Regions from separate parts of the Mus musculus genome. Here region 1 is linked to region 2. The links are chromatin contacts, found by Hi-C in ENCODE. All regions are on one chromosome and are shown on one strand. Each heading gives the region's core, a stretch centred on a gene start or an enhancer-like site at or near the end of the contact. The rest is flanking DNA. Distances are from core to core; before and after follow the strand shown. Region 1 holds the start of Pros1 (protein S (alpha)). Region 2 overlaps Pi4ka (phosphatidylinositol 4-kinase alpha).

Region 1 (2,803 bases), core at 268-2,767, about 45 Mb before region 2:
CTTGTAGAAAGAACTTGTCTAGTCTCTGGGTGGCAAGTCAGCCACTGTTGTCCCTTGCTCTTTCCCCAAACACCAACTCTTGCTTTGTCTTTTGTTGTTGTTTTGTTTTGTTTTTATTTGTTTGTTTTGCTTTGCTTTGTTTTGAGACAAGGTTTCTCTGGGCAGCTGGGCTGTTCTGGAACTGTAGATCAGGCTGGCCTTGAACTCAGAGATTTGCTGACCTCTGCCTGGAGAGCAAGTGGCTGGATCAGAGGCACGTGCCGGCCACCGCCCTGCTGCTGTCGGAAAACATTTGATTGTCCTAATGTACAAGATAGATCATGTGCAAGCATACAGTCACATGCGGCTTTGTTATGGGGGCTTGGCCGTTGAAGTTTTGTAATTGTAACTTGTTTATCTTCAATATAAAACAAATCAGTTATAGTCTGGTCTTTAAGTTAGTTATAATTTTAAGAATACCTGCATCTTCTTATTACTTAATAAAAAATTGAAATTCTAGCAAACGCCTATTTAATTAACCATCCTTGAAAGATTTCTTTGATACTCTTAGTCGCCTAAATGTTATGCAGTTATTTCTCCCATGCCTGTTTCTGGGAATCCAACAGAGCAGAAGAAAGCACTGTTAATTATGAACACATTTAAAGTTTTGAAAACAATTTTGTTGACAGTTACAACGTACCAAACCTGTGTTGCTCTTTATATATCCCTAAGAGAAAACTCAATATGCTCCCTGGAATCTGGGAATGGAAGAAGGGGGAAAAAAATCAAGAAACACGACAATAAGGTGCAAAGAATCCGTGCCACCACCGCAGATCAGTAGCAATCAAAATCCTCAGTACAAAACGATCCTCGCTCCAAGATAATATCCAACAGCAACTTCTTACGCCAAGGTTAGGGAATGATAAGTAAACTCGCAGTGATCCTCAAACAGTTTGTCAATGTGAGACGAGCCAATCAAGTACAAAGTCCAGAAATTGCAAAAGGAAGGTTAACTGTAAGAGAGGGTGCAGGCTGGGATCGGAGGGCACCGAGGGTTGACTTAGTTTTCCTACCAATGTTTAGAACTATGCTCATCCAATTCCTATGACACTTGGTATCACCCAGCTTCTTGCATCAATCCTGTGGACAATGACTCCCAAAGCAAGGCAAGCTTTGATCTCGTCCCACGTTTACTCAGTCCGCCAGATCCAGGCTGCCGCCACTCTCTGAGACGCTGGGGGACTTACTGGAAATTTAGGAAGCAACAAGCTGTCCAGGAGACAATCCTACCAGCCAGGGCATGTAGGGACCAGAGAAGCCTGAAGATATGGATTACTTACAGTTTGTCTCTGAGACAGGGATCACCAGGGCGAGGCAGGCCAGTAGCACCCGAAAGCGTGCGCTCAGGACCCTCATTGCTGAGAGGATGGCCGGGGGTCAGGGCTGGCGCAGCGGGGACCGTGCCTGCGCTAGGGCGGCCGAGGGAAGCTGCGAGCCCGGGCTCTGCTCTCCCAGCTCTGCCGCGGCCCAGCCCGAGCGCGGGCGGGCGGAGCAGCCAGGGGCGGAGGGGACCGCCCGCTCCCAGCCCCCAGCCCGGGAGGGGAAGCGGTGACTGGGACATTTCCTGGAAGCTCTTCGCAGCTGGGGGGCGGGGGTGGGGTGGGGAGGGCCGCGGGAAGGAGGTCGGAGGCCGAGGGAAGCTTATCAGAGAGGTCCTTTGTCACTGTCCCCAGCCCTGCTTTTACTTCGTTTCTTTAGAAAGTTGTTTTCAAAGGGTGAAGTATCTCTCTCTCTCTGTCTCTCTGTCTCTCTGTCTCTCTGTCTCTGTCTCTGTCTCTCTCTCTCTCTCTCTCTCTCTCTGTCTCTGTCTCTCTCTCTCTCTCCTCCCCTGCTCCTACCTTCTCTAGCATCCCTTCCCCATTCCTCCTCCACCCAGCTTCCCTTCTCCCCACCCCACCCCATTTCTTTCCAACTCCAGAGACTGCCAGCCAGTCAGGATGTCAACTTAAACTGAAGCCAACTTGGACTTTAGGAAGAAGGGTACTCAAAACCAAAGTAGTGGGAGGAAAGAAAATCGAAAGGTTTGATCACCCACAGAGTATTTCCTCAGAACAGCTTGTTTTGGTGTTAGCATTACCCTTTTGGTTTTTGTCAGGCATACACGTGTAAATCAGGCTTTCCCTGCTACTTGAAACTAAACTGCCTGGGTTGAAAACATAGAACTTGCTCTTAACACTGTTTTATAACTTTAAGAAAAGAGCTTACACTTTTAAGTCCTAGTCATATCATCTGTAACAGAGATAAGAGGTTTTCATCGTGTTGACATGAGACTCTATAGATGCTATCGATATGAAACATTAAGTCCATGCCAACTAGTAGAACTCAACGCACATAGAGTATATTAATCCTTTTTTGTCCAATTAAAACATAGATTGATTTTTTTGAATGTGTGTGAACGAAACTTACTAGGCAGAATCATATTTTAAGGGTCATTTTTCCTCTCTCTCTCTCTCTCTTTCTCTCTCTCTCTTTCCTTTGTTATTTAGTGATCCAGTGGGGATGCAAGATGACTAAGATGGGAGTCAATATTTTTTCTGATAAAATGTTTTGGGAAATTTCCATTCATTGAGGAGGAGGAAGGAAAACTTTTGTACTATACCCGTCTATGCTCTATGCCATGCTAAATTAATGTATGATAGACTAAGAGGACAAAATGGGGCTGGAGAGTTCACTCAGCTGTTAAGAGCACTGGCTGCTTGTGCTGCCTGCTTGCTCCTCCAGGGGTCTTGAATTCAATTCCCAGCAACCACAGGTTGGCTCACAA
Region 2 (2,877 bases), core at 254-2,753:
CCTCTCCCTCACCCTCTCCCTTCCTTCTTTTTTTAACTTCTACACTTATGGGTGTTTTGCCTGTGTGTATGTGTACTATGTGCATGCCAGGTGCCCTCAGAAGAGAGCATCCGTTCTCCTTGAAACTGGAGTTGCAGATGATTGTGAGCTGGCCAGCACCTAGAAGTTCTCTGCAAGAGCAACCAGTACTCTTTACCAAGCAGCTATCTCTCCAGCCCCTGTTTTTCTATTTCTCTCTCTTTTCTTTCAGAGAGGTGTTAGAGGACTTAGTACAGGTCATATTAACCTACAAAGGCTCAGTGCTTGAGACCAGACCTGTCACCTGAGCTTAGCTCTTGTTAATGCAGGCAACTCTGACATGACTAGCACCTGAGACACCTTAATAACACACTTTCCCCACATTTGTCCCTCTGTATGCCACAGCTATGTTAATTTCCTCTACCCTAATCCCAAGCTATGAGACCACCCTGAGACTGCTCATTATATTTTTTCTCTAATTACTTAAATCATTCATTCAGAAAGCATTTATTGATCTACTACTGTCTACTGGTATGTGGAAGCCCAAGAAAATAAGAAACAGTTCTAATTTGGTGATTTGTCTAACTAGCAGCAAGTCAAACTTACTGTTAGTCCCTATCTACTGAGGTATCCTGAGCCTGTTACTCAGACTACTACCATATTTGGGAACTAACCGTAAGACTCTTAGATATATGTGCTAGGATATGTCCCAAGTGGTAGGATAACAGGCATGTATACAGACAGGCCTGGCTTATACACTTATACACTGATGGAACCCAGGGCTTCATTTTTCCTAGGCAAGCAAGTACTCTACCAACTGAGCTACAGCCTCAGCTCAGAACTCTAAAATGTTTTAAGAATATTTTGATTCCTGTGTAAGCTTTGACTTCTTCGTTTTAAGACTTGGGTCTCAAAAATCTTTAGCCCCTGGAATTGGAAACCATCATTAAGAATACTTTCTGTGAAGTTCTGTGGGACTAAGTTCTCCTCAGGCCTCTTGCTCTCTAGGAGAAAGATGAGAGGAGGGGTAGATAGGAAACAGGCTTTTCTGGCTGGAGAGATGGCTCAGTGGTTAAGAGCACCGACTGCTCTTCCAAAGGTCCTGAGTTCAAATCCTTAAAACCACATGGTGGCTCACAACCATCTGTATGTAATGGGATCTGATGCCCTCTTCTAGTGTGTCTGATGACAACTACAGTGTAATCATAGACATAAAACAAATCTTTAAAAAAAGAAAGAAAGACAGACTTTTCAGTGCTGGAATCCTCATGGAGGTTAGTTCCCGGCTCCTGTACTTTTATGTCAGTCAGCCCAGGAACTTGCTCTAGTTTCCTGATCTCACCTCTCTTTAGAACGTGGCTGAGTTGTCCCTACCAAATCACTTCCTGGCTCAGCCTGGCCATGCTGCCACTGCTTCCAGGAAGTACAGTGGCCTACTGGTCCATGTCATACCAGTGGGGCCTTCTCATTCTGTGTCACTGACAGTCCTGGACAAGCTGTGAAGTTGGCAGCTTTCCTTGCCAGAGTCCTTTTCCTAGGACCTAAAATGACTTCTGTTTCTTCAGTTAGAATGCCAGTCTTTAGGATCTTAGCTATTGATCTGCTACTTAGTGACACTGATATATTAGGGACAGATAGAACTTTCCCTGGTCCGTAACTGGAGGAATTTATTTATATCTTTATTTTTGTGGTGCTCACACAGCGAGGCAAGGGCCTCTTAAGGGCTAAGTGCGGTCCTGTGCTCCCACACCCAGGTTTGAAGCTGATTTTCAAACTTTGTTAGTGAAGCTCTAAAATAGCTTTTACTCTACTACTGCAGTCTCTACCTAGCGTTCGGAGAACTTCATACCCTGGGTAACAGGCTCAGTTCTTGTGAACGCTGAGAACTGTTCAGTTCACAGTTCCTTATTCTTTGCCTAACTTCATCTATTTTGCACTCACAAAGACTACAGCAGATTTCTGGGGCTTTATTTCTATTGTGATCAGTTTTCAGGATTCCTAGCAGTGATAGCCTTCCTGACTGTTTCTGTCTTTGCATTCAGTGAGACTCCCAGTATCTGCTTGAGATGCATTTCCTAGTTTGTAGTCAAGGGTGTACCGGCAGAGATCTAGGGCAGTGATAGGGCTTGTATTGTTTTCTCCTGTTAGATATTGCAGTCTTGTGCGACTTGCCTAATGTATGAAACAGTGGTTTCCTATATTTATCCGTTTTCTTAGGACAAAAGATCCAGGTCTCATATCTCTTCATAGCTACAAGTAAAAGCTCAAGGATCAGAAGATATTTGATTTTATATAGTTTTAAGATATGAGTAAGAATCTGTCTGTAGGCGTACTTATCCATTTGTCTGCCTTTTACAGAAGAAGAAAGCAATGAAGAAGGGTGCGGTAGGTTTAACATTTATTAAGTTATTACATTTCACGTTTACTGCAGAAGTCAGCTTGCCTGGAGTTGATTCTGTCTCTGTGGGTCCCAGGGATTGAACTCAGGTTGTCAGGCTTGGCAGCAACTGTTCTTTACACAGTGAACAACCTTACTTGCCCATCAGGTCACTTAGGTGAGGGAAGGAGCTGAAGTAAAACTGAGTATTTCCTGTGGTGCAGCTCCCTGATTAGCAGTATTGTCTGTGGGAATGGGTGTGCTGGGAATCATATGTACACGTCTGTGCCAACCCTCCTATCAGATACTTGAATGGGACTCAAGAAATTGGGGGGTTCCTAGTGGGGGGTTTTATTGCTGTGATGAAACATTGTGACCAAAAAGCAAGTTGGGGAGGAGCTTATTTGTCTTACACTTCCATCAAAGTTCACCATCAAAGGAGTTCAGGACAGGAACTCAAACAGGGCAGGAACCTAGAGGCA

What was found. A loop is a pair of places that touch in the nucleus more often than their neighbours do.
Region 1: a map of T-helper 17 cell shows a loop between it and region 2 (49-fold over the local background). The contact joins the promoter of Pros1 here to the enhancer-like site in region 2. A Hi-C loop is called at or near these places in 3 of 37 maps with a recorded cell type or tissue (T-helper 1 cell, T-helper 17 cell and regulatory T cell).

What each region holds. Positions count from the first base shown.
Region 1 is chr16:62,853,021-62,855,823 of GRCm38, reverse strand. It overlaps Pros1 (protein S (alpha)), which reads right to left and starts at 1,517. Exons shown (of 15, transcript NM_011173.3): 1 at 1,320-1,517. The coding sequence starts at 1,395.
Region 2 is chr16:17,397,236-17,400,112 of GRCm38, reverse strand. The region is part of intron 1 of Pi4ka (phosphatidylinositol 4-kinase alpha); the gene reads left to right. Among named protein-coding and RNA genes, the nearest start is that of Pi4ka, 7.2 kb to the left of the region's middle. Within about 2 kb of position 1,503, at least 1 of the 3 ENCODE cell types and tissues checked has a DNase peak (open chromatin) inside an H3K27ac peak, as active enhancers do.